2 separate regions of the Mus musculus genome follow, and region 2 is linked to region 1. The links are chromatin loops, found by intact Hi-C in ENCODE. Cell type or tissue: gastrocnemius. All regions are shown on one strand. Each heading gives the region's core, and the rest is flanking DNA. Links, peaks and the distances in the headings are about the cores only.

Region 1 (16,011 bases), core at 5,219-10,218:
TCACTGGTTTTTGGCTAGGCTGGTAGCCAGGTCTCACCTAACCCAAGATGAGCTCGAATCTCACTTTTTAACACTTGTTGATTAATTGACTGGTTGGTTCTGTGTGTGTGTAAAAACTGTGTGCCACAGTGCGTGTGTGAAGCTTGTGGGGGCTGGTTCTCTCCTTCCACCATATAGGTCCTGGGGATTGAACTCAAGTCATCAGGCTTAGCAGCAAGCACCTTTCACCTACTGAGCCATCACAGTGGCCCAAGGGTGGTGACCTTAGGAGGTTTCTTCCTAGTGTAAGATATGAAGCAGTAGGTGGTTTTTTAAAATTTATTTATTATTATATGTAAGTACATGGTAGCTGTCTTTAGACATACTAGAAGGGGGCATCAGATCTCATAACAGATGGTTGTGAGCCACCATGTGGTTGCTGGGATTCAAACTCAGGACCTTTGGAAGAGCAGTCAGTGCTTTTAACTGCTGAGCCATTTCACCAGTTCGGTCAGTGTGTTCTTGGAGAACTTATGCTGCCACCCTGCTGGGATGGTGTGTCTGGTCTTTTATGATCCCTCTGGTCTCTCCAGGAAGACACTTGCTATGAATCAATGAGGAAAGGACACAGAGCAGATGTTGTTGGAAGAGTGAGGAGGGAAGGAAAGACATCTGTTCAGTGGGTCATGGGCCGTGGCGGGAAGCCTGAGAGTTTATCTGTCTTTGTCCATGTGACATCTGCTGACTGTTGTAAAACCTGGTTAGCTTTAGCTGTCAATACAACTTAGAGTCCCAGGAGAAGGGAATCCCAATGGAGCGATTACCTAGATCACATTGGCCTGTGGGCATGTCTGTGGCGAGTGCCTTGGTTGCTAATTAATATATAGGAAGATCCAGCTCACCGTGGGCAGCACCATTCCCTAGGCCTGTGATTCTGAGCTGTATAAGAAAGCTAGCTAAGCATGAGCCTCTAGGCAAGCCAGCCAGCACCATTGCTTTAAGCTTCTGCTTGAGTTCCTGCCCTGACCTTCCCTCAGTGTTGAACTGTGACATGGAAGCCAAATCAACCCTTTCTCCCCAAGTCGTCTTTGGTCAGTGTTTTATCACAGCAACAGAAGGGGAGGCAGAACACTGTTCTTGTTTGCTACAGCTCTCAGTTCCCCCAGAACTTCAGAGATTCTGATGCAGCGGGCAGTGGACGGGCCAGGGAGTAGGTCTGTGGATCAGACAGTCAGATAATTCTTTCCTTCTGGGTGCAGAGGCACGTAAGCTCTGCGTCCTTCTGCCTTCAGAAAGTTAGGATAACGGTGGTGTCCCCACTGATGAGATAGGATCCACAGGGTTACAACTCTGCTAGGAGAGACTGCCTGAATCTTTTATTTTGCTTCTTTCAGGGGAGAACCCCTGGTGGGCTGCCAATCATTGTCAGCGGGTACTGGCAACACGAGCCAATCGGAAGCCCCCTCGTTCTGCCGAGTTGGTGGGAATGTGTTTCCCGTTGAGGCTGTAACTACTGCTGATAGCCTGCCTCCAGTGGTCCAGAGAGCTTGCTTGCAAAGTGAAGCCACCATAAAGATGCAAGGCTAAGAGAGGGAGAGGGAAGACACTGTCTAGCCAGGCCTGAAGGCATACTTGCCCCTTAGTGAAGCCCTTCTAGCTTAGGCCTGTTTTGAGTTTTCGGCTCTGTCAATCTCATAGCCCTGAATGATATATATACTAATTCCTGGGATTATTGTTTTGTTTTGGAAAGATTCCTGCACCCCCCCAATATTTTTTATGTGTTTGTGTCTCTGTGGGTGTGATATACAGAAACCAGAAGAGGGTGTCAGATTCTCTGGAATTGGAGGTTGTGAGCCGCTGGATATGAGTTCCCAGGAAGCAAACTCAGAAAGAGCAGAACGCGTTCTAACCACTGAGCCATCCGTCCAGCCTGAGGATGGTCAGAACCAAACCAGCCGAGCTACCTCTTAGGACAGCGCCTAGTGGCAGCAAGGATTCAACAAGTGTTACAACTTCACAAGTGTTTTAATGATGGCTGTGTGCTGGGCCCTGCTCCGGCCACCACCTGATGACGAGAGGTGCATTCCAGTGAGGGAGACAGAAAATCAACAGGTGCAAAAGACTGTAACACACAATTAGGACCTGGGGCCTGTGGCAATGCTGAAGACCTAATAGTCTAGAGGGAGGGGTGGGCTGGGTAGGCTGGGAAAGCTTTCTAGATGACAGAGCCCAGGAGGAGTCTTAAATGATGGGGGCAAGGGTGTTTGTGGCAGACAAGGTGGGTGTAGCAGAAGATGCCATCAGAGTCTCCTGGCATCCTTTAGCCATGCCATGATCGCTCCCAGCTTTTGTAGGCAGTCCTAGACATTACTGTGACTCTTCCCTTCAGCACCCTCTTGTCAGAGGAGTAAAAGCAGTCTACACTGAGAGTAGGCCAGACTATCAGGGCCCTAACGCTTCCTGGAGGAGGAGGATCTCTGATATATATCTAAAGACCCCTAGACTCAAGGAGAGGACAGACATTGTAATAGAAAAGCAGACAAAGCCTGAGGCAGGCATTCCACAGAGCAAGCCAGAGTGATGGCTCATGCCTGGGAAGCTGAGGCAGGAGGATTACTGATAGTTTGAAGCTGCCCTGGGCCATAGAGACACTGCTTCAAACAATAAAATAGGAGCCTTTCAAAAGCTTGGAACCTTCAGACATGGCCATATGAAACTCAATCTGGACTCCGTACAGTACTTTGTAGACAAATACTACTGAAGGCTGTAAACTAAAACAGAAAAAAGGAAACAGCAGATTTTTAATGGGACATACAGTAATTTATGGGAAATCAGCCAGAGATGTTAGGAAAGTACATAGCGCAGTGTGCAGGAAGCCCTTGGTCAACTTCCTTAGTCAGTTTCCACAGAAATGAATGGGATGTGACTGACATGTCCATCAGAACAGCACAGAGAAAGAAACCGGGTAAATGTCCCATCACTGGGAGCCTGGCACTAAGGAGGCAGAGGCAAGCAGATCTCTGTGAGTTCAAGACCAGCCTGATCTACATAGTGAGCCAAGTCCAGGCCAGCCTGGGGTACATGTGAGACTCTGTCTAAATATAACAATAAAACAAGGGCTAGCTGGAGTGCTGGAGAGATGGCTCAGCAGTTAAGAGCACTGAATGCTCTTTCAGAGGTCCTGAGTTCAATTCCCAGCAACCCCATGGTGCCTCACAACCATCTGTAGTGAGATCCAATGCCCTCTGCTGGTGCGCCTAAAAACAGCTACAGTGTACTCATCTTTTAAAAAAATGTAGGAATAGAGCCAATCGGTGTAGTGCAAGTTTGCAATACTAGCAGGTGAGAGGCTGAGGTAAATTGACTACATGGTGAGAACTTCGGGGGGTGGGGTGGTTTATTGGGCTATTAGAAGTTTCTATTCCTCCTGAGTCAGCTCAGTTAACCAGTTGAAGGGGACTTTTTTTTGTTCCTGGTACTTGGAAGTTCAAGACTGGCCTGGTCTACACAGTGACTTTAAGGCCAGCTATGGCTACACAGTGAGACCTTATTTAATACATGCACAACGCAAACAAACACACAAATGCACACACACGCGCGCGCACACACACACACACACACACACACAGGAGAGAGTCATATTTGTGCCTAACTGATCCGTCAGGTTCTGGGAAAGGTTTGCTAAACTCTGACTACAGCTTTTTGGTTTTGTGTGTGTGTGTGTGTGTGTGTGTGTGTGTGTGTGTGTGTGTGTGTGTGTGTGTGTGTGTGTGTTTCGAGACAGGGTTTCTCTGTATAGCTCTGGCTGTCCTGGAACTCACTCTGTAGACCAGGCTGGCCTGGAACTCAGAAATCCACCTGCCTCTGCCTCCCCAGTGCTGGGATTAAAGGCGTGCGCCGCTGCCGCCACTCCTGGCCCTGACTACAGCTTTAATTCATACATATTTTAATGTTGCTTTACATCTTTTGCTGCTATAAGGGGCATTATTTAGTGATTATTATATCTTATTAATTTTTTTCTTTTAAAAATATGTATTTCTCTATTTGTTATCCTAAAAAAAGAAAAAGAAAGGAAGGAAGGAGGAAAGAAAGAAAGAAAGAAAGAAAGAAAGAAAGAAAGAAAGAAAGAAAGAAAGAAAGAAAGAAAGAAAGAAAGAGAAAGAAAGAAAGAAAGAAAGAAAGAAAGAAAGAAAGAAAGAAAGAAAGAGATGGTTCGTTGAAACCAGGAGCTTGCTGATCGAATAATCTGAGTTTGATTCTCAGGACCCATGTGGTAGAAGGAGAAAATTAATTCTCATAATTTGTCCTTTTATCTTCACATGCACACCATGCTATGTGCTCATCCCCTCCAAGTAAATAAATAAATGTAACAAAAATTTAAAGTATTAAAATTGCTACTCCTGCCTCCCTCAATGTTGATGTTAATAGTGTAAAACTGTCTTTATTTAGGGCTCATCAGCCTTCATAACGCCCTACCCCTTTGGTTGTCTTGTGAAACCTAGGGAAACATCTTGAAAATGCTGAAATGTATTGAAATAATTACTAGAATAATTAAAATATTTGTGATATCAGTGTATATAATTTGTTTTAAACAGGGTCTCATTATATATTCTGGCTGGCCTGGAAGAAACTATGTAGACAAGCTGGCCCTGAACTTACAGAGATCCATTTACCTCTGCCTCTGAAGTGCTGGGCTGAAAGGCTTATACCACCATACCCCAGCGAGTATGCATACATTCTAATTAATGCACCAAATAGCACAATCCAGAAATAGGCTTATTAGTTATTGTGACCTTGAAGGAGCAGTCAAAGTAAAAAATATTTATCAGTCAATAAGTTAATACCTGTAATAAAGTGATATGGAAACAGAATTTATATTGGGGTCAAAGTCACTGGAGCTGATAATTATCCTCATTTATTGCTCGCATTTATAAAATGGTAAGGTTAAATGTTTATTAGCAGCTCGTGAAATTTTCTTTCCAAATTCATAGATTCCGTAGGCCCCAAGATAACAAAGCTTGTTCTTATTTTTAGACTTTTGGTCCTTTTAAAGCAGATTCTGCTCCAAGTGGCATTATCACTGCCTAAAAATAAAAACAACCCACCCAGCACTGGGGAGGAGGAGGCCGGCAGATCTCTGAGCTCTGAGTTCTAGGCCCGCCTCATGTACAAAGTGAGTTCTAGGCCTGACAGGGTTATGCAATGAGAGCTTGTTTCAAAACAAACAAGGCAGATAGGGAGAGATGCTTCCGTGTTTAGGAGCATCAGCTGCTCTCACAGAGGAGCAAGGTTCGATTCCCTGCACCCACATGGAGTTCACAACCATCTCTAACTCCAGTTCCATGTGATCAAACTTTTCTGGCTTATATAGGCAGTAGGTATGAATAAGGTGCACAGTCACATGCAGGCAAATCCTGATACACACAAAAGAATCTGTCATATCATATTATATTGTACATGCTAGACAAATGTTCTACCATTCTTTCGTTGTCATGTCTGAGCCAGGGTCTCACTAAATTGATCAGGCTACCCTTGAACTCAGTCTGTAGTCCAGGCAGACGTCAAACTCACAATCCTCCTGCCTCAGCCTCCTGAGTATCTGGATTCCAGGCTTGTGCCTGGCAGCCTACTTCTGGTAGCATTAACTTTTCTGCAGTATTTTGAGAGCTTGTCTTGAAGCTATTATAACCAAAGCGAGTGGAGCAGAAGTAAATCCTGGGGTGGAATCCCAGTAAACCCTGGAACGGATGCTGTAGATCCAGGATACTATAAACTCTGGAGTAGAGCTGCCGGAAACCTCAGAGTGGAACTGCCCGAAACCCCAGAGTGAAGAACTCCCCTCTAAGGGCTGCTTGATTGTAATAAACAGTTATTCCCTTCAATCAAGCACACAGATTTGAGAAGAACAAACACGGGGCCACAAGGGAAGAAAGAAACACCAGCTTAGCAAGCCAGAGGAGTTGAACCTACCTTGTGGTGGTTTGAATATGCTTGACCCAGGGCCTGGCACTATTAGGAGGTGTGGCCACTATGGGGGTGGGCTTTGAGACCCTCCTTAGCCATGTGGGAGTCAGTCTTCTGTTTGCCTTTGGAACAAGGTGTAGAACTCTCAGCTCCTCCAGCACCATGGCTGCCTGGATGCTGCCATGCTTCCACCTTGACAATACTGGACTGAACCTCTGAACCTGTAAGTCAGCCCCAATTTAATGCTGTTCTTAGAAGAGTTGCCTTGATCATGGTGTCTCCCTAAGACACACCTGGTGACCTATGAGATGGAGGATGTTGTGGCTAGATTACCCTTGTATCCAGTTATTGCTACACTTTGTATTTATTCTCTGATATATGATTTATTCTAAGTGTTAGTATTGGTTTGACTTACCTTTGAGAAAGCTCCAAATAAATGGTTTGGATATTGGTTTTTGTTTGGTTGTTTGGTTGTTTGGTTGTTTGGTTGGTTGGTTGGTTTTTCGCGACAGGGTTTCTCTGTGTAACCCTGGCTATCCTGGAACTCACTTCATAGACCGGGCTAGCCTTGATCTCAGAAATCCGCCTGCCTCTGCCTCCCAAGTGCTGGGATTAAAGGTGTGTGCCACCACAGATCAGCTATTTTGTTTGTTTGTTTATATATTTAGTTATTTATTATAAGGTCTTCTGTGTAACTCAGGCTTGCCTCAAACCTGCAACAATCCTCCTGCCTCTGCCTCTAGTGTCCAAGGATTAAAGGTCACTTTATGCCCAGGTTGGTTCATATCAAATGCAATCTTATTTCTCTTTCCATCTCGTCCAGCATTGTCTTCAGGGACTCGGGTCCCACATTTTTGTGCCTTCCATTTTCAAATTTGTCTTAGAGTTGGTGAGATGGCTCAGGGGGTAAAGGCACTTAGTATCAAGTTTAATGTCCTGAGTTCCAGCCCTGGAACCCACATGGGTGAACGAGAGCAGCCTTCCTCAACAGACTGTCCTTTAACTTCCCAAATGTGCACCATGGCACATCATCCTTAAGATGGCTACCGAAGTGTTAGTCTTCACAGACCCTTTCTGAGGAGCAGGGAGGAAACGTGGGGGAATGAAAGGAAGGATGGACCCTCGTTCATGTTTTATTGTCCAGAATCTAATAAGCTTTCATCTAATAGCAAGGAAGGTTGTCTTTGAGCTGAGTATGCAGATGGCCTGAATAAAATGGCGGCTCTCTTCCTGAGGTGACCTGCAGTTATTGTCTAACCTTAGTCTTCCCACCATAGCTAAGCGCCCATCTGCCAAGAACAGTGACTCAGCCTTCATGGTAGCAGGTCCTGAGAGGGCCAGACTGCCATCTGGTGGCCTGCTGGCCACACTGGAAACTGTCATTTGTGGAAGTTGCCCAGATTAATCGCCTGTGGGAGCAGACATTTATCCTGGCTCTGCCAGGGATCCCAGGGAGATTAACAAATATCCCGCATCATGGTGGTCCAGACAGCATCACCTCTGAATGGAAGCTCCTTCCCCCACTTTTCTAGCAAAAACAAAAATGTGAGCGTGTGATGTGCTGGTCATACCGCTGCATATTCTCACCAGAGTCCCCTGTTTTATGCGTTAGTGACATGAGCTACTGAGGCTTTGTTCGTGCCAGCGCTAAGAGACAAACAAATGTATCCGGAATGAAGAATTTGGCGTATGCTGCAGCCAGAACCCAGTGCAGTGAGATATTGCTTTTCCATAATTCATCGCTCAGGGAACACAGAGCTTTGTTCTCCAGGATGATGGCCTTCATTGTCAATTTCCCACAACCTAGACTCCCTGGAGAAGTGAGTCCGTGGCACATAGTCTAGCTCAGGTTGTCCTGTGGGCATGCACATGAGGAATTTCTTCTTAACTGGGGTAGTGGAGATGGGGAGACCCATCCATCAGTGGACTGCATATTCTGTGTTTGGGGGCTTGGACTGGACAGGCACAGAGAAGAGATGAGGAGCAAGCATTCACGCCTTTATGTCTCCACTCTTGACTGACGTGACCAGCTGCTTCGGTTCCTGCTGCCGAGACTTTCCCACAGTGATGGACTGTAACTGGGAATAGCGAGCTGAATAGCCCCTGTCTCTGCTGACTTGCTTCTTGGCCTGGTATTTTATCACAGGGACAGAGATGGGAATGGGGCACTCCCCTTCTCAAGACCATGGCCTCTGCTTCTTTAGAGGTCCTAGTAGACTAAATAAATAAATAAATAAATAAACCCTACATTTCCATCAGAGTACCCCCAAAGAGCCACTGGTCTGGAAGTTGAGACTCAGACCTGGCAATTGCGTATTCCTTATGCTTGGTTGAGCAGAGGGAGGGGGTGGGGGATAGCTCCGGGATGAGTTCTAGGTTGGCATAGCAACCAACTCTTCCAGATGAAAACACAGAAAAACCTGCCTCTGGACACTCTGAAACTCCCCGAGTGCCATCACCTTCCTTGGCTACTTGTAAAAATTAATAGGGGGTGACATCCCCTCAGCATGGCTGGCTCATGCCTGCCTCGGCTCCCTCCTGAGTCGAGTGCAGATGATCGATCCAGGATGGCAAACCTCAGATTGTGCAGGTGGCGTGCTGAAGGCCAAGGCCACGGAGGGGGAGTGGAGGGAAGGTTGTTTGCTGCAAGGCAAGCACTGCCAACGCTTCCTGACTTGTCACGCTCAGATTTCTTCTTGCTAGTGCTAACCTTGGTTACAGTCTCTCTTCTCTCTCTCTCTCTCTCTCTCTCTCTCTCTCTCTCTCTCTCTCTCTCTCTCTCTCTCTCTCTCTCTCTCTCTCTCTGATGAGGAGGTGTTTCCTGGCTGTCCTGGAACTCACTATGTAAGCCATAGTGGCTTCTAACTCACATATCTGCCTGCCTCTGCTTCCCAAGGGCTAGGATTAAAGGTGTGCACCACAGATGAATGCGGTTCTCATTAGATTGACGCGCAGTTACCTTGGCTCTGGCGACACCACTTTGTGATGCTTTCATGGAGATCTAGGAAGAAATAGTGGGGTGGAAATGGAGGTTGTGATGAGTGGGCTGCAAGCAGATACCAGACAATCCTGCTCAGTCCCGTCATGCTCCATCCCGTCCTCCCCACCCTCCTACACCCCCACTCCCGCCATCATGGCTCCTTGTGTTCTAGACACTCAAGGGCTGGAGAAGGCCCTTCCAGGTACCCAGGTAACTAGGACTTCTGCCTCAATGTGGCTTCTGTTCAGAAGAGCAGATGATTCAGAAAGGGACTTGAGCGTCAGTCAGGGAGAGGTGCACTGTGGCAGATGTGATCTGGTTCCTCTGTGGCAGCTACAGAGAGATGTCCCCTGGTGCCAGGTCGGTCCTGGCTTCTCAGTGCTGGGAAGGACCGTGGTGAATTCATGTCCTGGCAGCTGTTCAGAGCAGGGAGGTTCTGGAGTTGGTGGCAGTGGTGGCAGCTCTCCTGGCTGGCTGGTTCTGCAGTGGAATCTAGAGGTGTTCCTGGTAACTCAGCATCAGCCCACCTCTTAGCTTTTGCCTCTTAGCTTTTCCCATGCGTCTACAGCCAACCTCATTACAGTGATGCACGGGAGCCTCTGCACCTGCTGGGTGGACGGGGGTCTGCATCAGGGCTCTGAGCTGGGTGGAGAGGGGTCTGCATCAGGGCTCTGAGCTGGGTGGAGAGGGGTCTGCATCAGGGCTCTGAGCTGGGTGGAGAGGGGTCTGCATCAGGGCTCTGAGCTGGGTAGACGGGGGTCTGTGGCAGGGACCTGTTCTTTAGCTTCGCTTCACTCTCATCTTGTCTTTTTCTACTTTTTTTTTAATTAAATGGACATCTTTTCTTTAAATTACTTAAAAATTGATCATTTTTCTGGGCCAGTAAGATGGCTTGGCAGGCACACGCATTTGTCTCAAAAAAATCTGGTATCCTGAGCTTCGATCCCTAGAACCTCTGTGGAGTTGGAACGAGGGAACCAACTCCATAAAGCTAGTAGGCAGCCTCTTGCAGGCAGCCTCCTCCCCTGGTTCCAGGGCTTGGGTAGTAAGACTGGCTTGCTCTACTACTGTCAGAGATTCCCCAGCACCAGGAATTCATGTAGATCAAGAATTGTACATAGACACAAATTATAAATAGTATATATATATTCACATATATATGTGTATTATGTTATAGATTATATTATAATATGGGATATATAATATATAATATTATGTGTACATATTCGTATATATTACATATGATTAAAAACACACAAACACAAACAATGAAAGCTATTTCTTTGTATTCTTCTAACATTACCCATAATTATTATATTTCACATTTATGATAGTTTCTCTAGCTATTTCTATTCTCTCTCTCTCTCTCTTTATTATTGAGATGTGTTCTCATGTAAGACCGGATGGACTCGAGCTTCTTATCTAGTTGAAGTTGGCCTGGAAAAATTTTAAAAAGATTTTATTTATTAACTTATTTTTATTTTGAGTTAGTACCTCACTATGCCTACCTAAGCTGCCTGGAACTCACTATGTAATCAAGGCTGGCTTCAAACTTACAGAGATCTGCCTGTCTCTGCCTCCTGAAGGCTAGAATGAAAGGTATGGACCACCGTGCGTGACTTGGTTTTTTTTAATCTTACGCATATGAAGAATGTTTTGCCTGCATGTCTGTGCATCATTTGTGTGTAGTGCCCTTGGAGGCCAGAAGAGGGCATCAGAGGCCCCGGAACTGTAGTAATGGGTGGGTGCAGGGGACCAGGTTGCTGCTTGGAATTGACCCTGGGTCCTCTGGAAGAGCAGGCCTCTTAACTGCTAAAGCAACTCTCTAGCCCAAGAAATGAGTTCTGATGATCTACGTGCAACAGGCACTTCTTAGACACCTTTTCAGATAGCGATGCTCTGAGCATACTAAGCAGGAAAGGTTGAATTTAAAGAGCTATTTAAAGAGTGAGTTAGACTGGCATCCTGGAAGCTGCAGGGCCAAGCATGAGGTAAGTGCAGGCATAGCTGTTTGCAGGATAATGTGTCAAAGAACGACTGTTTTGTGAAAATAAACTGCAAAACCTGTATCGTGTGCTGGGGGGGGGGCGTTGTGGCGCGGAGAGCGGGGACAGGCTGTAATATCAACTGTGTAGGCGTGTGCGTGTTGCGGTATGGCAGAATGGGACATCAGCCTTGGCTGGGGGTAGGGCACTCACTTTTTCTTATATATTTGCTATTTCTCTTTTTTCATGATCTTGGGAGAGGAACTTAATGATATTTAATAGATCTCTAAGGAGTCTAACATCTAGGGCTGCATCCTGTCAGACAGATACTTAACCTCTACCGGGGCCTTGGCTGCTCCCTAGGTGTGGTGCCCATGGCTGAACTGTTTAAGGCAGATTTCCCAGGACTCACCACCATCTACGCCTAAGTGGGAAGAATTGGGTGGTCAGCCAATGGGATGAGGGCCTCGGCTGATGTGGTAGGTGGGATCTCTGGGTCTTCTGTGGTCTGGAGACTGAGTAAGACAGAGAGGGACTCTGTACACTGTAGCTGTCTTCAGACACTCCAAAAGAGTGGCATCAGATCTCATTACGGATGGTTGTGAGCCACCATGTGGTTTCTGGGATTTGAACTCAGGACCTTTGGAAGAGCAGTCCACGCTCCTAACCGCTGAGCCATCTCACCAGCCCGAGGCTGTTCTTTTTGATCCCCTAGTTGACAAAGGCTGCTGGAGGATCCCATTGGGTCCCTAGGGACAGGAGATCACAGGCAGGATTATGGCTGAAGGCGACCACCCCACCTGCTGAGTCCTTTCTTGCCTTCAACTGCAGAGGCAGCTCGGGCCATTCCTCACATTGCGGACAGATGCAGAAATACACCACTCCCTTCACAAGCCTGTTGTGAAGAAAAGAGATGGGGTGGGTGCGGGAGGGCGTGGTTTACAGTAGGATTTCCTTTTCCAGGTTTTCCATCCCTCTCCTCCAGGAAATCCCTGCTACTTCTATTTCCCACCCCTCCCAAGGTCTGACCCCACCCTCACCCCAGGTCTGACTCCACTCCCTCCCAGGTCTGACTGCACCTCTTCCCAGGTCTGACTCCACCCCCTCCCCAGGTCTGACTCCACCCTTCCCAGGTCTGACTCCACCCCCTCCCCAGGTCTGATTCATTTCCTATTCAGTTAGTTCTGTGCAGCAGATAGAAAATCCTTCAGCCTGGAGTGGTACTGCCCAGCCGTCTTCTGATTTATTTATGTCTTAAGTTTTTGAGACGGAGTCTCCTGAAGCCAAGTCTGGCCTCAAAGTCACTGTGTAGCTTCAAGGTGGATATCTGTGAAATTCTGATCTACCTGCCTCCAGTGGATGAGTGTCGGGATTACCGGCCTGGGCCACCACGATTAGCTCAGCAGTCTTGTCTTAGAGCTGTTTTAAAGTCCTTTGGTAGGCCATCTCATGGGGTGGCCTGTCTGGATATTCTCTAAAGTAGGGCTGCTGGGGTCACTGTCCCCAGAAGGGAGCCACTGAGCAGTGATATGGGTGAGGTGGCGACAGACCGGGAGTTGTGAACACCTATGGGAGTCACTACTGGTTGTCACCTTGGCAGGCTCTAGACTCACTGAGTGTGTCTCACACCTCTGAGCATGTCCCTGAGGGAGTTTCTAGACTGGGTCGGTCATGGGGGGAGAGACTGTGGTCGATACAATGCCATGGGCTGGGACTGGATAAAGCAGAGGTGGCTAGCTGAGTGATGGTATTAATCTCTCTCCCTGACTTCTGATGTAATGTGACCACTCACCATCTCTTCCTCTCCCGTAGCTTCTCTGACATAATGCACTCTTAAACTGTAAGCCCGAATAAACCCTTCTTTCCTGAACTTGTTGTCGTCATGGTAACAAGACAGTAAGCAATACAGCATTAAAGGAAGCCTGTCTACAGAGAGGAGACTTTGAAAGTAGAAGAGGGGCAGCTGGGATGGAAGAGCAGGTACCCCCAGGAAGAAAAGAGCTCTGGGACTTCTATATCCTATGGCTGCGTGGGTATCCTATAGTCATGTGTCATACAGGCCCTGAAACCCTTTAACAATCTCCCTTTTCCAAAATTGCCATTTGATGATAACTGGAATGGTAGGTGGGGCTGGACCCTCTTAGACATAGGAGACAGAAAGCCTAACTCATACTGATCTGGGAGGGGTAGGGTTGGGGGAATTGCAACTTATTGTCTTAAGGACAGAGTACTCAGGACTTGAACGGGGTTGGTGAGAACCAGGTTTGCCAGGGGACTTGGTATTGCTTCCTCAATCTCCCCTCTTCTTAGCAAAGGCACTCCCTTCCACCCTCTCAACAACTCTAGCAGGAAGTGAGCATCTCTTTCCCCAACAGTTCCAACAAAAGTCCAGGGACTAAGCTCCCTGAGTACCGAATGTGACCCCAATACCATTACAGTGTGAATGTGAAGTGTCCACCACAGGTTCACGTGTTTGAACATTTGGTCTCCAACTGAGTGGCTCTGTTTCATGAGGTTATGGAACCTGTAGGAATCAGAGCTTCACTGGAGGAAGTGGGTCAGGGGACAGCAAGGGGGGGTGCTTAAGTTTATAGCCTGATACTATTTCCTGTCCAGTTTCTGCTTCCTGATCCACTGAGATGTAAAGAAACAGAATTTACAGACCATGCTCCCATTCCCACAGAGCCCCCCCCTCCCAAGTGGACTCAATTCTTTCAAATTGTTAAACAAATAAACCCTTATGCCCCAAAGTTATTTCTTGTCAGGAATTTGGTCACGGCAATTCGAAAAATGATTAGCACACTTGCCCTTTTCTGAACCAATATTAATGGTTAGGTAGGTGGATGTGTTGACTGGCCAGGACTGGATGCCATAGCCACCTCTGAAACCCATGCAGAGTCTGCATTCTGGAACCACAGGGGCTGAGGGTGGGGGAAGGGTGTGCTCCTGAAGTCAAGGTCAACTACAGGCTACGTTAAACAAGGCTCCATGGGTATATGGCACGCGCCTTTAGACCTAGCACTGCGGAGGCAGAAGCAGGTGGTTCTCTGAATTTGAGGCTAGCCTCGTCCATATAGCAAGCTCCAGGCTAGCTAGGGCTACATAGTGACTCACTGAGATCCTGTCTCACCCATGTCTGTGATGGTACATGATAAAATCTCATTCTGGTGGTGGTGGGCACAGGGCTGGCTGAATCTCTGCCATGCTCAACGTATGGCTTCCAAGGATACCCTGGGTGAAGGCACCCGGCAGGCAAGCCTGCGAATAAGGTAAGCATTATGTACATGATCCAGGTCCGAGAGGTGCACATACTGGTCTAGTGACCTAATGCAGTTGTGTGACTACACCCAAGACGAGGGGGCACACTTTAGCTTGTGAGAAGAGGAAGCAGCTTCTACTACAGACAGGAAGAGGATGGAGCTGGGCAGGTCAAACAAGAATCTATTGTCTTAGTCACCTTTCTGTTGCTGTGAAGAGACACCATGACCACAGCAACTCTTATAAAGAAAAACACTTCATTGGGGCTGGCTTCCAGTTTCAGAGGTCTAGACCATTATTGTCATGGCGAGAAACATGACGCAGGCAGGCAGACATGGTGCTGGTGAAGGAGCTGAGAGTTCTACATCTTGATTTACAGGCAGCAAAAGGAGACTGTGTTCCACACTGGGCATAGCTTGATCATATACTACCTCAGGGCCCACCTCCACGGTGACATACTTTCTCCCACAAGACCACAGCTCCCAATAGTGCCACACCCTATGAGACAAACATTCAAACACATGAGTCTATGGGGGGGGGCAACGCCATTCCCATTCGAATCACCACATCTACCATCACTTCGTGTTAAAGCCAGAACACTTGGTCTTCTTTCCCAAGGGTTCCCAGCATACAGCAGTGTCGGCCTCATCTTCCTAACTAGGGTCCCTTTGATGAAAGTTATCATCCCTGCCTGTCCCTGACACTTCTGTCTAACTCCCCAGAGTCTGCGTATTAGGTAATTTTCTTATCAATGTGACAGAGACAACCAAATGGAGGGAGGATTTTGTAGGATTCGGGCCGTCATGGTGGAGAGTGCTGTGGTGGAGTGTTAGCTCACATCATGGTGGTATAGGCAACAGAGAGCAGAGGGTAATACAGGAAGGAGTCAGAGTGATAGACAGCTCTAGTGACCTCTTTCCTTCAGTTAGGTCCCCCCTCAAGACTTTTACCCCCTCCTAATAGCCCACCCAATGCATTCACTGGTCAAGTCAATCCAAAGGCTCTAACTTTCCCTGTAAACACCACAGCAAACACCCAGAGGTGCACGTCCCTAACACCCTCTGCATTTTTTTCTTTTCTGTTGTGTTGTGTTTTGCTTTGCTTTGCTTTGCTTTTGAGACACGGTTACTCTTCATTGCCCTGGCTGTCCTAAACTCATTCTTGTAGTTTTGTAGGCCAGGCTGGCCTCAAACTCAGAGATCCACCTGCCTGTGCTTCCCAAATGCTGAGATTAAAGGTGTGAGCCACCACCACCCTGCTACCCTAGGTTTGTCCTAATCTAGTTAGGTTGTCAATCAAAATTAACCATTACTCAGTGCGGAGGTCATAGCCCATATTACTTTTTTTCCCCTTCTAATTGCTGTGATAAAATACCATGACCAAGGCAACTTATAAAAAGAAAGTGTTTAATTTGGAACTCATGGCTTCAGAGGGCTAGAGTTCAAGACCATCATGGTGGGGAGCATGGCAAAGGCAGGCATGGTGCTGGAGAAGTCCTGAGAGCTCACATCATGAACCACCAAGCCCAAGGCAGAGAGCACATGGGGAATGCCATGAGTCTTTTGAAACCTCAAAGCCCTGCCCCCAGTGACACACCCCCTCTAACAAGGCCACACCTCTTCAGCCCTTCCCGAAGAATTCTATCACTTGGAGGCCAAGTATTCAAACATGAGTCTGTGGGAACTGTTCTCATTCAAGCCACTGAGAGAAGAAAGGGTTTATCTGGCTTACAATTCGAGACGGATACAAGTCTCTCATGTCAAAGGAGCTCGGCAGCAAGCAGCAAGCATGGTGACCGGAACCTCAGGCAACGCGGTGGGGATAGCACAGGGTTATGACAACACA
Region 2 (16,011 bases), core at 4,993-9,992, 48 kb after region 1:
GCCTGCTGGGTAGGTTGCTCTTCAGTTCATCCAGTCACCAAGTGCACACTGAGCACCTACTATGTGCCAGGCGGGAGTCAAGAGTTGAGGATGTGACAGGGGGACAAAAAGTACGATCTGGTGGTCTCGATGCACTCACATCACCAGGGATAACCACTCGTTATCATCATTTGGATCTACAGCTTGCATGGTCATTGGTGCTCTGGAGACAGCTAAACAAGGACAGGGTGGGGAGAGCCAGCGTGGGTGCTGGTAGCCGAGGCCGGGTCCCTTTGGGAGCAATAACCAAGGCGACATGGCTCAGGGAAGAGGCTTCGTATTCTTGATTCTATCCTTAGGATTGGCAGGGTGTGTGAAATTCAGTAAGGAATCAAGAATAGCCCTCCCTCCCTCCCTTCTTCCCTCCCTCCCTCCCTCCCTCCCTCCCTTCTTCCCTTCATCCTCTGACACCCTCTGGTGGGGTCTCACTATATTAGCCTGGAACTTGCTTTGTAAATTAGGCTGGCTTCAGACTTACAGAGATCTTCCTGCTGCTGCCTCCCGAGGACTGGGATTAAAGGTGTGTATGATCATATCTGCTTTGCCCCTTTCTCCCTGTCTGTCTGTCTGTCTGTCTCTGTCTCTCTGTCTCTCTCTCTGTCTCTGTCTCTCTCTCTCAACTGGGATCTCATATATTAGGCTAGATCAGCTGGTCATTGAGCTCCAGGGACCTCCCTGTCTCCTCCCTCCCCAAAATGGGGGTTATAGGTGTGCTTTCTATGTGTCCGAATGACCCCTGGTCTTCATGTGGAATTTTACTGACCAAGCAACCTCCCCAGCCCCAAGAACCTCATTTAAAAACTTGTTTACCATCATTTATTTATGTTATGCGTTTGTGCATGCGGACTCTTGGTCATGGTACTAATGTGGGAGTCAGAGGACAGCTTTCTACTGTGTGGTTCCTGGGGACCAAACTCAGGTTATGAGGCTAAGTGAGGGCCAAGTGGAACCTCGCCACCAGACAGAAACTGGCAAGGTCGAGCATTAAGATTAAGAAATCCTGACAGTTCTCATAATTGAGAAGGGTAGGTGTTTGAATTTGTCCTGACCTGGTTCTTGTCCTGGAGCACGTAGCCAGGACACCCCATGTGAAGACTCTGACAACTGGTCACATAGCATAGAGCCCCAAGTTCTCCATGTTAATGAGGTATCTAGATAAGCTGGCTCTGAGGGTTCAGCCAATAGACTCCCCTTCCCCAACATTCCCTCCTGCAAAAGGTGTTTAATCTCTGGTCCACCCTGAGTCTCTATGTACCTTTTTCATCATGAATAAACAGTTTGGATAAGCAAGGGCTGTCTCTCTCATCAAGAACCGCCGTGGGGGGAGGCGCTAGCGCTGCAGCCCCAGTCTCCTGCAGAAGGTTCCTCATTTCCTCAGCGCTCAGGACAATCACCCTGAGCTAAATGCCCCACCGGCTATTCCCGCATGCCTCCCGTCTGGATGCCTGGAAGGCTAAACCTCAGCATGAGCCTGTGCTGTGTCTCACCTGGGCTGGAGCCTCCATCTTAGGCTGTATTCCACCATCCTCAAGTGGGTCTTCACGTTCTTCTGCCTCTTTCTCCTCTATCCTTGATCTGCCAGCCAGAGGCGGCCATCTTCCTGGTTGGTGGGGTGGTGTCCGATGTTTCTTGCAGGAACCCAGATAGGCTTAGGCTGGTCCTGTGGGAAAACACAAGTGAAATCCCTCCTGCTTGTAAGGAGAGGATCTGTTCCCTTCCAAATTCCTTCTAAAGAAACACGCCATCGTACTAGGATGGGGGGTTAATTTTGGTGTGCGCCAATGCAGGGAGATAGGAGGGTGTTTGGAGTTTTTGTAGATGTTAAATATGTTTAGGGTAGTTAGAGCTATCATTAATTGTACATTAGGGGGTAGGTGGTTGTCTTTTGTTTTAGAAGTTGGGCTTTCAGGGTTTGATGTGTGTTTCTACCATTCCTTGGCCCCGAGAGTTGTGGGGGATTCCCACAGCTTAGCAGCAAGCACCTTTGCCAGCTGAACCATTTCACTGGCTCAAGGCTAATAGCCATTATATATGTGATGCTTCAGTAGGTAAAAGGTGTGACTTGGATGTTTCAGACTAATTATTAGTCAGACCCTTCCCTCTGCCCCTGGACCACAGTGCAAACCGTTAGCCTGAATGGTGCAATCAGAATATTGCCCTACACTGAGGTCAGCCCTGATACTGCCTTTCCCACTTACACTCAGCCTGGGTTTCCCTGTTGATCCTAATTTGCTTCTCATTATTGGGCTAAAATGCTGGCCAAAAGCAACCTGGGGAGGAGAGGGTTTATTTCAGCTTGTAGGTTGTGTCCAGTACCGAGGGAAATCAGGACAGGAGTTCAAGGCAGGGTCCAGAAGGCAGGAACTGAAGTAGAAGCCATAGAGGAATGCTGCATATTATGCATACTGGCTGCTTTGTTTCCTTGTTTGTTCTGCTTTTTTTTTTTTTTTTTTTTTTTTGAGACAGGGTTTCTCTGTGTAGCCCTGCTGTCCTGGAAGTCACTCTGTAGACCAGGCTGGTCCCAAACTCACAGAGGTCCACCTGCCTCTTCCTCCCAAGTGCTGGCATTAAAGGCGTGCGACATCACTATCTGGCACGCAGCTGAGGCTTACATGCCCTGGAGTGGCTACACCACTGCAGTGAGCTGGATCCTCTACATCAATTATTAATTAGCAAAGTGCATCATGGGTATGACCTCAGTCCGATCTGATGGAGCAGTCTCCCAGCTGAGGTCCCCTCTTTACACATAAAGCAAGCTGATAACCAAGATTCGCCATCATAACTAGTTATTTCATTTTAATTATGTACACATGTGTGAACACGTGTGCACATTAGTACAGCCCTCAAGCTGGAGTTTAAGGCCTGATATAAGTGCTGGGAGCAGGATTCAGGTCTTTTAAAAGAGCAGTAAGCTCTTTAACCTCTGAGCCGTCTGTCTCCATTTACCTTTACCGAGTTGGGTCAAGTATAACAGTGGGATGAGAGTCTTAGGGAGCCGACTTAAGGAGGTGTTTATGTGAATGGGGCAGTGGGCGGCTGCTTAGACTTTCATCCTTGGCTTTTCACTGGTCTCCCCTTAGCCTTGACCTTGAGTTTCCATGACTTTGTACAGAATGGATTCTTGGCTAACATAAACTCTCTCTCTATTTGTAATCTCAGGCTGAAAACATCCTCTAAGCTCATCTATTGGCCAAGAGCCTAAATCGTCTGAGCATTTGTTAATCCTGAGAGTAAAGACCACTGTGGTGGTTTGAATACGCTTGGCCCAAGGAGTGGCACTATTAGGAGGTGTGCCTTGCTAGAGGAAGTGTGTCACTGTGGGGGTGGGCTTTAAGACCCTTGTCCTGGCTGCATGGAAGCCATTCTTCTCTTAGCTGTCTTTGGAACTAGAGGCAGAACTCTCAGCTCCTCCAGCACCACATCTGCCTATACAGTCTTGCTTCCTGCCTTGATGATAATGGACTGAACCTCTGAACCTGTAAGCCAGCCCCAATTAAATGTTGTCCTTTAAGAAGAGTTGCCTTGGTCATGGTGTCTGTTCACAGCAGTAAAACCCTAACTAAGACACCCACCAGTGCAACATGTTAAATTAAGCAAGCTTTGTTTTTTTGTCACACAGGGCTATCTCTCTAAAGCAGGACTTGAGAGAATACCATTGCATATAGGAAAAAGTAGGGTTTATATGGTTCAAAAACAGCAAGAGTAGGGGGTTCCCAAAGATTTTTGGTTATATAGGAACTTGCAGAACATCTCATCAGGGCAGAGGTTAGGGTATAGTGTTGGGGTAAGATTTTTGTACACAGTGTGATGGTGTGCCTCTGTTCTTCCGCACCTGCCTAAGGCATTCTCTGATTGGCTTTCATAAAGAGCTGACAGTCTATAGCTACACAGGAAGTTGAAGGCAGGACGTCTGGGCATAGATAGGGACTCTGGGAGAGAAGTCTCCAGCCAGATGTGGAGGAGTCAGGCATACCAGGATGGAATGAGAGGTAAGAGGCCTCGTGATGAGTGTGAATTACAATAAATGTGTTAAATAAGTTACAGGAGCTAGTTGGGAAATCGCCTAAGCTAAGGCCTAAACTTTCATAAATAAATATAAGTCTCTGTGTCATTATTTGGGACCTGGCGGGTCAGAGACAGTGGTATAGAACATGCCAAATTCTAGAAAATGGGTCAAGACATAGTCAGACAGGAATGAATTCATTTTGACCTTGTTTTTCTTTTATGAACATTGGTGTTTTGCTTACGCTTGTGTCTGTGTAAGGCTGTTGGATTCCTGGAACTGGAGCTACAGACAGTTGTGAGCTGACATGTGGGTGCTGGGAATTGAACTCAGGTCCTCTGGAAGAACATCCAGTGCTTTTAACTGCCGAGCCATCTCTCCAGCTCATTAATTTGACCTTGTACTCAGATAGCTTCTCACCTTAAGATGGAGTCAGGCTTGTCCATCAAGGTTTCAGTTGAATAGACAGTTGTGTCCTGTCTGCAAGTTTGTTTTGTCTGAGCTTAGATATGTAGTGGAGAAGGTGGGACTTTCCCCTTCCTCTAGCTGGGAGACGTGGGGCTCATAATATTGAAATGGCTATCCATCTTAAGGAAGCCACGGAAGGAGGCAGCTACCTCCATTTTCATTTGACAGATAAGAGACTGAGGCTTTGATACCACAGGCACAGGCAGGGTGGATCTCACCTGCGGTGACACCTGAGGAAGACACCCAGAGGCCTCAGGTGTCACTAAGATGAGAAAGTAAGTGGTGGAGAGATGGAAGAGAAAGAAAAACCAAAGGATGTGTGCACAATGAAGAAAAGTAGAACTGGAGATTTGACAGTAGTGAGGAACTGATGTGAGAAGCCTGGAATGCCACCTGAGGCTGTGGTGAGATCCAGGCCTGGGGCTGCCATTAAAGGCCATGTGTGGGTCCATGGCCTTGCAGCAGTGAGGGCCTGTCTTGATGTCGTCCGTGGCCCATGTTACTATCAAAGCCTATGCAGACATCTCTGGTCTGCACTGCTGCCTACGGCCTTGCTGACATCTGAGGGCTCTGCAGGTTGGCACCTGGGCAGCATGGGAAAGCTGGCTCCGAGGGCATAAGAGCAGGCGAGTTGGCCTTGCACTGTACCAGCGGTTGCATTTGGGAAAGCAGGCCCTGCACCTCGCCTGGGCAAATATCAGAGAGGAGTCCCAGTGAGGAGCCAGTAGCAGAAGCCAAAGGCCTCAAACTAGACCAATGATTCACTGCAATGAACATTTGCAAAAAAAGCTGTTTGGGCAAAAGGGTGTACTGTGTGACACATGGTGACACACGGCAGCTCCCAAAGTGAGTTATTTTTGTAGCTGTTGTTTTGTTTTGTTTGTGTTCTTTTGAGGCCAGGTTGCAAGGGCAGAGGGCAAATATGGAGGGATGGGGAGGTGAGTGGGGTTGGGGTGCAGGATGTGAAATTCACAAAGAATCAATAAAAACTTAGAGAGAGACAGACAGACAGACAGACAGACAGACTGACTGACTGACTGACTGAGGCTTAGCTGAGTATAGTGTAGCAGCCCCGTGATCCTAGAGCTTGGAAGATGAGGTGAGAGGACAAGAAATTCAAGGTCATCCTGACCTGAAGTGTGAGTTCAAAACCCATCTAGGGCTACAAGAGATCTTCTTTCACTAACCAGCCAAACTAAAGAAAGCCACGCTTTCCCTGTTTCTCTTCGGTTCTCGTCGCTGTGCGGACGCCAGAGCCGAGCCCGCGTCGCCATGCCTTGTAAAATTGAGGAGATCAAGGACTTTCTGCTGACAGCCCGGCGGAAGGATGCCAAGTCTGTCAAGATCAAGAAAAACAAGGATAATGTGAAGTTCAAGGTTCGCTGCAGCAGGTACCTTTACACCCTGGTTATCACAGACAAGGAAAAGGCAGAGAAGTTGAAGCAGTCCCTACCCCCGGGTTTGGCAGTGAAGGATCTGAAATGAACCAGCCCTCTGCGTGTGACTATTAAAAACCCTGAAAAGTCAAAAAAAAAAAAAAAAAAAAAAAAAAAAGAAAGCCACACCACCACCACTGCCACCACCGCCACCGCCACCTGTTAGGTTCAGGTAGATGACAGGCCTGGCCAGAGATGGCATGGCTGACCTAGCTCTCAGGCACCTGACTCCCACGCCTGACTTGAGTGAGCCACCCTTCCTTACCAACAGGTTGTAGATGTCTTCCTGTTGGCTACATGGCTCCTGTGGTTCCCGGGCGAGGGTAGGGGTAAAGGTCTTTTAAAGATACTGCCACAGAGCCTGCTGGTGAGCAGTGAGCTTGAGCCTTTCCTGGGCTCTCGAGGGACCATAATTCAGTCAGTGCCTTCCTGAAATTTCCCTTGTCCGGGCTGAGGTTGTGGCCCAGTTGATAGAGTGCTCACCATCTTGCAATAGGCTGGCGTTTGATTCCCCAGCATTATGGAAACCGGGAAGCGGCCCTGATGATGCACATCTCTGATCCCAGCACTTGAGAAGGGGAGGCAGGAGTCGCAGGAGACTGAAGTCATGTTCGGTGAAGTCATCATGGCACATCCTTGGCTTCGTAGTGATGAGGTTGAAGCAAGCTTAGGACACATGGGACCCTGCCTCAAACCGAACCGAACCAAACCGAACCAAACCGAACCGAACCAAACCAAACCAAACCAAACCAAACCAAACCAAACCAAACCAAACCAAACCAAACCAAACCAAACCAAACCAACCAACCTACCACGCAACCAACCAATACAAAACCAAAGTCTTTTTTTCCTTTCCTTCCTCACTTCCCTAGAGCCTGTCTCCCTCATGGGCACCAATCTTCTGTATCCCATGCTCCTGGTGCCCCCACGTGGCTGAAACTATCAACTGCAACAACCATTGGCCATTCCCCGTGACGTAAAATGACTGAAAGGCTTTTAGAGGGTGAGTTTATGCAAACAAATCATTTGCATTTTCCCTAGTGACGGACTGACCCGAGCCTCGATTTGAATCCAGGAATTTTGTCTTCGACACCAGCTCTCCAGATGGGCTGTGGTGATAAACATTTGAATACAAGCGATATGGTTCACAGATGGAAATGACTCAGTTGCCGGGTTGTTTCGGAGGCCAACGATATTAACTGAGTGGGATGTAGCTCAGTTGGCAGAGTGTCTGCCTCACAGGTGTGAAACCCTGGGTTAGCTCCCCGGCACCGCATAAACTGGACACAGTCCCTCACACCATGAGGTAGAGGCAAGGGGAATCGGGGGCTCAGGGCGATTCTCCACTGCACAGTAATTTCCGAGTGAATCTAGAACACATGAGACTCTGTCTCAGAAAGATACATAACACTACATTCTACTGAAGCATGTACGGTGGATAAGCCCTAAGTGATGTCTCCTGGCTGAGCCTTGGTGCCTGTATTTGTGAGCTGGGGATTAACATAGCCCTCGTTGCTTTGCTGGGGTGATGATGATAGCACGCACTGCTTCATGGGAAACCATGCCAGATCCAGCTGCCAAAGCTAACCACACCCTAAACTTGCACAACCTTTGAGAAAACATAGAGGAAATGTGTGTGAGTTGCCTATTGGTTTTGAGACAAGGTCTTACTATGTAGCCCTGGCTGGTCAGGAACTCCCGGTGTTAACTGGGCTGACCTCAACTCACCGGACGTCCACCTGCCTCTGCCTCTCCAGTGCTAGGATTAAAGACACACATCACCACATCCAGCTTGCTTCAGTGTGAGATGGTCTTGCTTTGTAATCCAGGACTGACCTCCCATCTCCCAAGCCTTGTCCTTACCTCCCTACTCTGGGACTCCAGAGTCTGTTTTCATGCCTGGCCATTTTTGTGATTTTAATGTAGACAAAAGTGTGTGTGTGTGTACTCTGTGTGTGTTTGTTGCATGTGAATGTATATGTGTTGTGTGTGTGTGTTGCATGTGTTAGCACTTTGTCTAGGCTCCACCCCACAGTTACCTGGCAACAGCCAGGTGTACCTGACTCACTACAAAAGGGGCTGCCTGTCCCTTTCCTCTCTTGCTCTTGCCTTTTTGCTCTTGCTCTGTCCTCTGGTCCCTTCCAATCTCCTCATTGCCCACCCCCATGTGCTCATGGCCAGCATCTACTCCTCCTCCCTCTCCCTCTCCCTCTCCCTCTCCCTCTCCCTCTCCCTCTCCCTCTCCCTCTCCCTCTCCCTCTCTCCCTTTCTCTGTCTCTCCTACCCTCTCAACTCCCCTTCCCTTGCCCTGAATAAACTCTATTCTACACTATACCATGGTGTGGCTGGTCCCTCAGGGGGAAGGGATGCCTCAGCAGGGGCCCAAAGAGGCGTCCCTCCCCCCACATGACTACACCTCCACCAGACATATTCCTTCTTTCTTTATTTTTATACAACACAACAGTATGTGTGTGTGTTGCATGTAATGTGAAAGTGTAAGAGTGTGTGTGCACTATATGTATGTGGTGTGTGTGTATGGTATGTCTGTATGTGGTGTGTGTTGCATGTATGTGTGTTTGTGTGTGTGCTATACATGTGCTGTATGTGTGTGGTATGTCTGTGTATGTGTGTAGTGTATATGTGGTGTGTGTGTGTATGTGGTGTATGTGTGTGGTATGTGTGTGTTGCATATAGTGTAAGAGAGTGTGTGCTGTATGTGTGTGTATGTGTGTAGTGTAGTATATGTGGTGTATGTGTGTGTGTGTGTGTGTGTGTGTGTGTGTGTGTGTGTGTGTGTGTGTGTGCGGTGTATGTGTGTATGTATGGTATATGCAGGTGACTGTGTGAGCATACACACCTGTGAGCTTCCACATGGAGGCCAAAGCAGGACACTGAGTGCCTTCTACTCCCTGCCTTACTGCTTTGAGACAAGGCCTCTCACTCTCCCCAGAAGTTTACTAGCCAGAGAGATCCCAGGGTTCCCCACTCTTCACCTGGCTTTTTATGTAGCTGCTGGGGATTTGAACTCAGGTCCTTGTGTTTGCAGAGCAAACACCTTTGTCTCCCAGACCACTCCTTTAACCCACAGGCAATGATTTTGTAGATGAGCCAATAAAAGCAGGACCCCTAAAGGGAAACCGGTTCTGCTGGACTTTATAAATCCTCGCAACTTCTGTTCTCCAAAGGAGAAGTCAAGCTGGAGACAGGAGGAAATGTCAGCAAGTCAAATATGTGATCTCATCAAGGGCTGCTATCAAGAATATATGAAGAACTCTTGGTAACCAGAAACCAGGGTTGGGGGTATGGCTCAGTGGTAGGGTGCTTGCTTAGCATGCACAAGGCCCTGGGTTCAATTCCCAGCACCACAAACAAATCAAAAGTAACAACAACGACGACGATACAGACAAAAGAAGCCAGGAATGGTGACATGAGCCTATAGCTCCAGTTACTCAGTGGGCAGGAAGATCACTAGAGGAGGAGTTGGTGGGTAGTGTGGGTAACATCCACCATACAAAACAAACAAGACAAACATAAGGGAAAGATTTCAACGGATGCTTCACCTGGTGGTAATTAGTGTTTAAGAAGGATGCTGATGTGGGCTCTAGGTGTTCCTCCGTGGATGTCTCTTCTTTTAGGAAGCCCCAAAGCCTGAGTCCTGTGAGCTCTATGGCAGTGCTGTCATTGGTAGGCCGTGTACCAACTCTGCAGCTTGTAAGTAGTGACTGCTTCCTTTCGGGGCTTGCACTGCAATGACCCTGCCCTGGAATCTTCTCGCTGTTTGCTTTGCTTTCACTTAATTGTTCCTCCACACATTTCCATCAAAGCTGAGCTCTGATCCCATGGTTAACTGACCCTAGCTGCCCATAGCATGTTAGTTTACTGCTCCTTTAAGCTTTTGTTCTTTTTTATTCTTTAGGAAAGAAATCTATGTGGGAGCTGGAGCCATGGCTCATCTCTTAAGAGCACTTACTGCTCATGTTAGGTCCACCACTATGTGGAACTCCAGTTCCAGGGTACCCGATGCCCTCTTCTGGCCTCCACAGGCATTGCACACAAATGGTGTAGCTAACATACAGGGATCCATAAAAAATAAATCCGTTTCATAGCACATTCCATTTTATGAACTCTGAGTTTTTTTTAATTGATTGTTAAAAGAAAAATGTCACTCTTGTGCCCTCTGAACCCCCTCTCTGTACTGGGAGAGAATACTGGGAGGGATACGTGCTCATTAAAACTATGCTTTGGACATGGTGGTGTGAGGTGGCTCAGTGGGTGAAGCTCCTGATATCTAAGCCTGCTGGTCTGAGTTCTATCCCAGAACCCACTAGGAGGAGAGAACTGACTCCCATGACCTCCACACATGCACCAGGGCATGCCGATGCCCCTCTTATACTACTATTGCTACTACTAATAATAAATTAATAATTTTTGTTTGTTTTCAGAGCAGGGTTTCTCTTCATAACAACCTTGGCTCTCCTGGACCTGCTGGCCTTGATCTCACAGAGAGCTGCCTGCCTCTGCCTCCCAAGTGCTGGGATTAAAGGTGTGTACCACCACACCCCACAAATTAGTAATTTTTTATTTTTTATTAAAATAAAAATATTTTAATTAAAATATTTTAAAAAATATTATCAGGCTTGGGGCACAACTCAGTTGGAGGTGCTTGCCTAGCACATACAAGGTTTGAACCCAATACCACGAAAAATATGCTGAGTATATCAGACAATTTTTGATAATTATGTCAGCTGTCTTCCCAAGTGGAGGGATATTGATCTCATCATTCTTCTTTTTTTGTTTATTTGTTTTTGTGTGTTTTTTGTTTGTTTGTTTGTTTGTTTGTTTGAGACAGGGTTTCTCTGTGTAGTAGCCCTGGCTGTCCTGGAACTCACTTTGTAGACCAGGCTGGCCTCGAACTCAGAAATCCGCCTGCCTCTGCCTCCCAAGTGCTGGGATTAAAGGCATGTGCCACCACCGCCTGGCTATCATTTTTCTTTTCTAAATAAATAATTTATTTTTATTTTTTATGTTCATTGATGTTTTGCCTGCAAGTATGTCTGTGTGAGAGTGTCAGAAATTCTGGAATTGGAGTTAGAGACGGTTGATGGGTGCTGGGAATTGAACCCCTGTCCTCTAGAAGAGCAGCCAGTGCTCTTAACCGCTCAGCCATCTCTTCAGTCCCTTGTTACCTTTTCTATTTCCTGTTCCCTTTGGTACTAACCTGGCCATGTCCCTGCAGGTGCTAACTTGCCAGCTCTGAATCTACTTGATTCCTAGACCCCAGTGAATGCCTTCAGGGCATTTACCCAGTGACCAGAAGGCCACTTTTGCTTCTCTGAGGAGAACTGTGAACTTGGGTCTTAGGCAATGTTCTGTCAGTCTGTGATGTTGTCCTAGGTCACCTCCTCTAACTCATTCCTGCTTTAGGAGCCCAACGCAGGGTCTCCAAGTCAGAGATCATTCTTCACTGTGACTCAGTGAGGACAGCCATCCCCAGCTGAAAATGGTTCCCCGGGGACATCTGGCACAGCGGAAATTGTCCAACTCTCATGCCTAACGAGACCCACATGGTGTAAACTTCAGCCTGTCTGATATTCTCAGCAGCACTCACGAAGGAATTCAGCCTTTGGCAGAGGAAAAGAAAGAAAGAGGCAGGGTTATTTTCAACCAGCATGTCCCTTTTGAGAGCGATGGGCTTTTTAACACGCTCCCAAGAAAGCCCTACAAGGGCCTGAAGGGTAAAGAAAGGATGCTTGGCTCAGTACCCGAGGACCCCAACCAATCAGCAGTGGAGACGCTGCCTAGATTTCAGTCTTGGGACCACGCTTTTGTTCTTTCCCTTGCAGTGATCCAAGGATAAAGGATTTTCGATTACTAAACAGGTTGGATCATGTCCTTCCTCAACTCAAAAGGTTTTGGATCGTAACCTCCCAAAAGATCATGAAGCTGAGGCCAACATTCTCCAGGAACCAGTTTCCTTCTATGGAAGAAAAAAAAGAAAAACCCTAAATATGATCAGCCTTTTGTGAATCATTCTAGAGACCCAAAAACATTCTCTTCTAAGCTAGGAGTGACACAGGGTTGTAATTCTTGCACTTGAAAAGCCCTTCAAGCAAGAAGATTAGGAGTTCAAAAGTCATCACTGGCTACTTATTGAGGTGAAGGCTGGTCTGTACTATCTGAGCTTCTGACTCAAAAACAAAAGGAACATAAAAGCAGTATTCTTCTCCATTCTTTTAAAAGTAAATAGGGTTGTTGGGCATGGAGGAGTGTATCTTTAACCCCATTACTCTGCAGGCAGAGGTAGAGAATCTCTGAGTTTGAGGACAGTGAGTCCTAAGCTAGTGAGCACTACACAGTGAGATCTTGTCTCAACAACAGCAAAGGAAACCAAAAATAGAATCCTATTCAGACACATTTGCAGTCTGCCTTCTCATTTTTCAACTCATAGATATCAGGGATCTGGGGACAGAGACACAGCTCCCCACTGTCACCCACAGCAGAGTTTCCCTAGACTTTTAGGGACTTCAACTCAGATCAAATGGATTCCTGGCTTCAACGAAAAAAAAAAAAGTGTTCCAGGGCCAGTCAGTATAATGAGACAGAGTTGGAGATTTTTATTATAGATATCTTGAGGGTTAGAGGAAGCATTGAGAAGACACACCCAAGTGTGGGAATAGGTTCCCCAGGGGAACATGGCAATTGACTGGCTTACCATTAGCTAGACCCATTAGGTGGCTCTCATGCTACATCTCAAGCAGTTGCTAAGAAGCCCCTCCCTGTCATTTGATATGTGAGATTGCAGTTGCCTTGGATAGAATTCCGATTTAGAACCCTAGGGTTGCAGAAGGGAGCTGGTACATTGCAGGTTTTCCGCAAATGAGGTTTCTGGTGAAATTCCTAGAAAATCGCAGGTTTACTGCTGGGAAGGGAGGAAGGCCTTGGGCAATTATTAATTTTGCTGGAATTATATTTTACATTTATTTATTTGTTGTGCACATGTTGGCAATATACACGCCATAGCCTGTGAGCGGAGATCAGAGGACCGTGTTTGACAGTCGGTTCTCCTTCCATCCCGTGGGTCCCAGGGACTGAACTCAGGTTGGACAGCAAGCGCAGAGCTTTACCGGCTAGCTGTCTTAGCACCCTTATGCTGGAATTCTTCTCTGGCAAGAGCCTTTGACCAAATTGCTGAGAAACGTGCTTCTTTTTCCTGTCCCAACGTTTTTCCTGCCTCAACAAACGTTTCAAATTTTATTCAACCAACTGACTATTGGAATTAGATCATTTTTATTCTTTTGTTATTTAAAAAGCACTCCAATGAATATCATTAGGTCTATTTTGAGGAATTTAAAGGATAACCTATAGGACACTGCAAGGAGAACCCAGGCTTTGCAGGCAGATGTGCTGGCTAAGACTTGCGGCGACTCTGATGTCTGAGAGGAGTTGGACGAGTTCTCCAAAGGTCACCTGGGTTGAAGCCCATTATCATTTTTAGTTAAAGGTCTGAGTGTATTTATATTCTCCCCACCACTTGTTTTTTTGAGACAAGGCTTCTCTGTGTAGTCCCAACTGTACTAGAACTCGTTCTGTAGACCAGGCTGGCCTTGAACTCAGAGGTCTGCCTTCCTCTGCTTCCTGAGTGCTGGACTGTGTGTATTTCTTAACCGAAGCCTCAGTTTCCTCTCCTGAAACTCTACTGTGGCAGTGGTTGAATGCATCAAATGCTGGTCTGGAGTGACTGGGACGGAGCTAAGTGGAAGAACACTTGAAACCCTGGGTTTGGTCCCTAGATAGTGGAGTGAAACACAGGCCAGGCCTAAGAAATACGAACTACAGTACAAGGCATATAATAGTCACTCAATAAAAATATTTGCTGTTATTATTAAATAAGCAGTATGCTGTTTTGGGGGTGGCGTGGCAGTAGATTAAGAGCTATTTTCGCGATTCAACTGGTGTAGAATCAATTCAACTGGTGTAGTGGTTGAGGGCTTTGAAGCTGGACTAATTTTTCTCCAGCTCTCCTTTGCAGTATGGCTCCGACCATGTTCTCCATCCCCTCTGGCCCCAGTTTCTTTTTTCTTCTTCTTTCTTCTCTTCTTCTTCTTCCTCTTCCTCCTTCTTCTTCTTTTTTGGTTTTTCGAGACAGGGTTTCTCTGTATTGTCCTGGAACTTACTTTGTAGACCAGGCTGGCCTCGAACTCAGAAATCCGCCTGCCTCTGCCTCCCAAGTGCTGGGATTAAAGGTGTGCGTCACCACGCCGGGCTAGTTTCTTCATCTTTAAAAGCCAGGTTTCAAGGTTCTCCGATAGCTTAAAGCCTAACACTTCTTGGTGCTGAACACGCGTTTTACTCAGCTCCCCATCTGACGGCGGCGACATCAAATAATCCAGCAAGGGCTGGAGAAACAGACCAGTGAGTAAAGGTGCTTTGCCACCATGGCTAAGAACTTGAGTTCCATCCCAAGGACCCATAAAGTAGGAGAAACCGGGACGCTCAGATCGAGTCCTGCCCTCTATAGGTGCACCAAGGCACGCTCTCATAGGATAAATTAGATGTCATTTAACAATAACGGAGCAAGAACGTCTAGAAACCCGGAGGGAGAGCTCCCACGTGACCACAGCCAGCCCCACCGGTTTCCCAGGAGGCCGCAGTAACGTCGCAACCACCTAGGCAACGTCTTTGCTCCACCCCCGTCCTCCACTTCCGGTTTTTACGTCATCGACGGGCGACGGGTTCCGGGAAGGGCTGCGCGGCTGCGTAGGGGTCGCAGGTGATTTCGAGGCGGCTGGTGCGGCTTGGGGTCGCCATGGAGAGCGGTTCGCGACCGTCGCTCGGCCAGGTCATCCTGCTGGGCACCAGTTCGATGGTCACCGCCGTACTGTACTCCATATACCGGCAGAAGGCCCAGGTCGCGCAGGAACTCAAGGTCAGTGCGGGGGGTGGGGTGGGCAGCCCGGTCTCACTGGCAGCTCGCGCCGGGGCGCACCGGGGAGCCACAGGGCCCCAGACGACGCGCAGCCAGAGGGGATCCCGGGCACCTGCTGCAGCGAGGCTGCCCCCCCCCAGTGACCCTCAGTGTCACTGGACGTTATTGCAGTGCTGTAAAACTGTTTCTCGAAAACCTGCTGGGCACCAGGTAGTGAGAAAAACAGGCCATTGTCCTGGTGCACAGTGCATTCTAGGTCAACCACACGCCTACACGTAATTGGATCGTGTGATAGGGCGAGAATCGGGTTGGAGTAGGGCAGAGAAAAGCGGAAAGATAGGGAAACGGAGAGTTCCGTTCCTTTTGCTATAGTAAAATATCTGACAGAAAGCAGCTTAGGAGAGGGAGAAGGGTTATTTCGTTTGTAGTTTCAGGTTACCATTCATCATCGCGGGGAAGTCCAGGCCAGGAACTTGAGTCAGCTGCAAATCACGTCTGAGTCGAGAGAAACAACTATTAAACAGTCCAGAGCCCAGACCTAGAGAATGGTGTCAGTCACAACACAACAGCGAGTTTCCCCCCTTCAGTTAGAGCTATCAGGACAGTGTCTAAACAGCTATGCCTACACAGGCTGACTCAATATAGACAGTTCCTTGTTGAGACACTCTTTCCAAGTGATTCTAGATTATGGCCATTGACAGGGGGGCGTCGCCATTTTAAACAAGGTGATACTTGGGTCGGAGATGGAGGATGTGAAGATATGTAAGGCAGGGGTGATTCCAACGTGAAGAACAGCAAACTTAGAGGCTCATTTGGAGAACAGAGAACTTAAAGGCTCATCTATTTAACCGCTCCGCTCCAGGTTTCTACAGTCATTTCTTTGTATATTATAGTTACTTTAAAACTACATTCTCATTTGAGGGTTGCACTTAACAGCTCAGACGGCACATTTCCGTCTCTGTTTTATTTTTGTCTCCAGTCCCAGGTGATCTTTTGGCCTCTATTGGGTACCAGGCATGTATGTGATACACAGACATGCATGCAGGCAAAACCACCCATATAATAAAAAGTAATAAGGTAAAGATGTGAAAGGCCCTTGCTTTTGTGTTAGGACCCAGAGATAAAGCTGGGGTGGAGCG

What was found. Peaks named below come from ENCODE experiments on the same cell type or tissue, not always from the same donor. Only the 100,000 strongest peaks of a DNase experiment are listed, where the experiment ranks them.
Region 2: a loop joins it to region 1, with 2.2 times the contacts of the local background. A loop is called at or near these places in 25 of 42 quality-filtered maps.

The regions. Positions count from the first base shown.
Region 1 is chr4:138,372,030-138,388,040 of GRCm38, forward strand. No RefSeq gene overlaps it. Among named protein-coding and RNA genes, the nearest start is that of Cda, 12 kb to the left of the region's middle. In gastrocnemius, for the core only: a CTCF peak has its summit at 7,292 (motif pointing left); DNase peaks (open chromatin) are centred at 7,284 and 8,506; H3K27ac peaks cover 1,376 bases.
Region 2 is chr4:138,420,008-138,436,018 of GRCm38, forward strand. It overlaps Mul1 (mitochondrial ubiquitin ligase activator of NFKB 1), which reads left to right and starts at 14,665. Exons shown (of 4, transcript NM_026689.3): 1 at 14,665-14,872. The coding sequence starts at 14,753. It also overlaps the pseudogene Rpl38-ps1. In gastrocnemius, for the core only: CTCF peaks have their summits at 6,892 (motif pointing left) and 9,975 (motif pointing left); DNase peaks (open chromatin) are centred at 6,878 and 9,974; H3K4me3 peaks cover 510 bases; H3K27ac peaks cover 1,132 bases.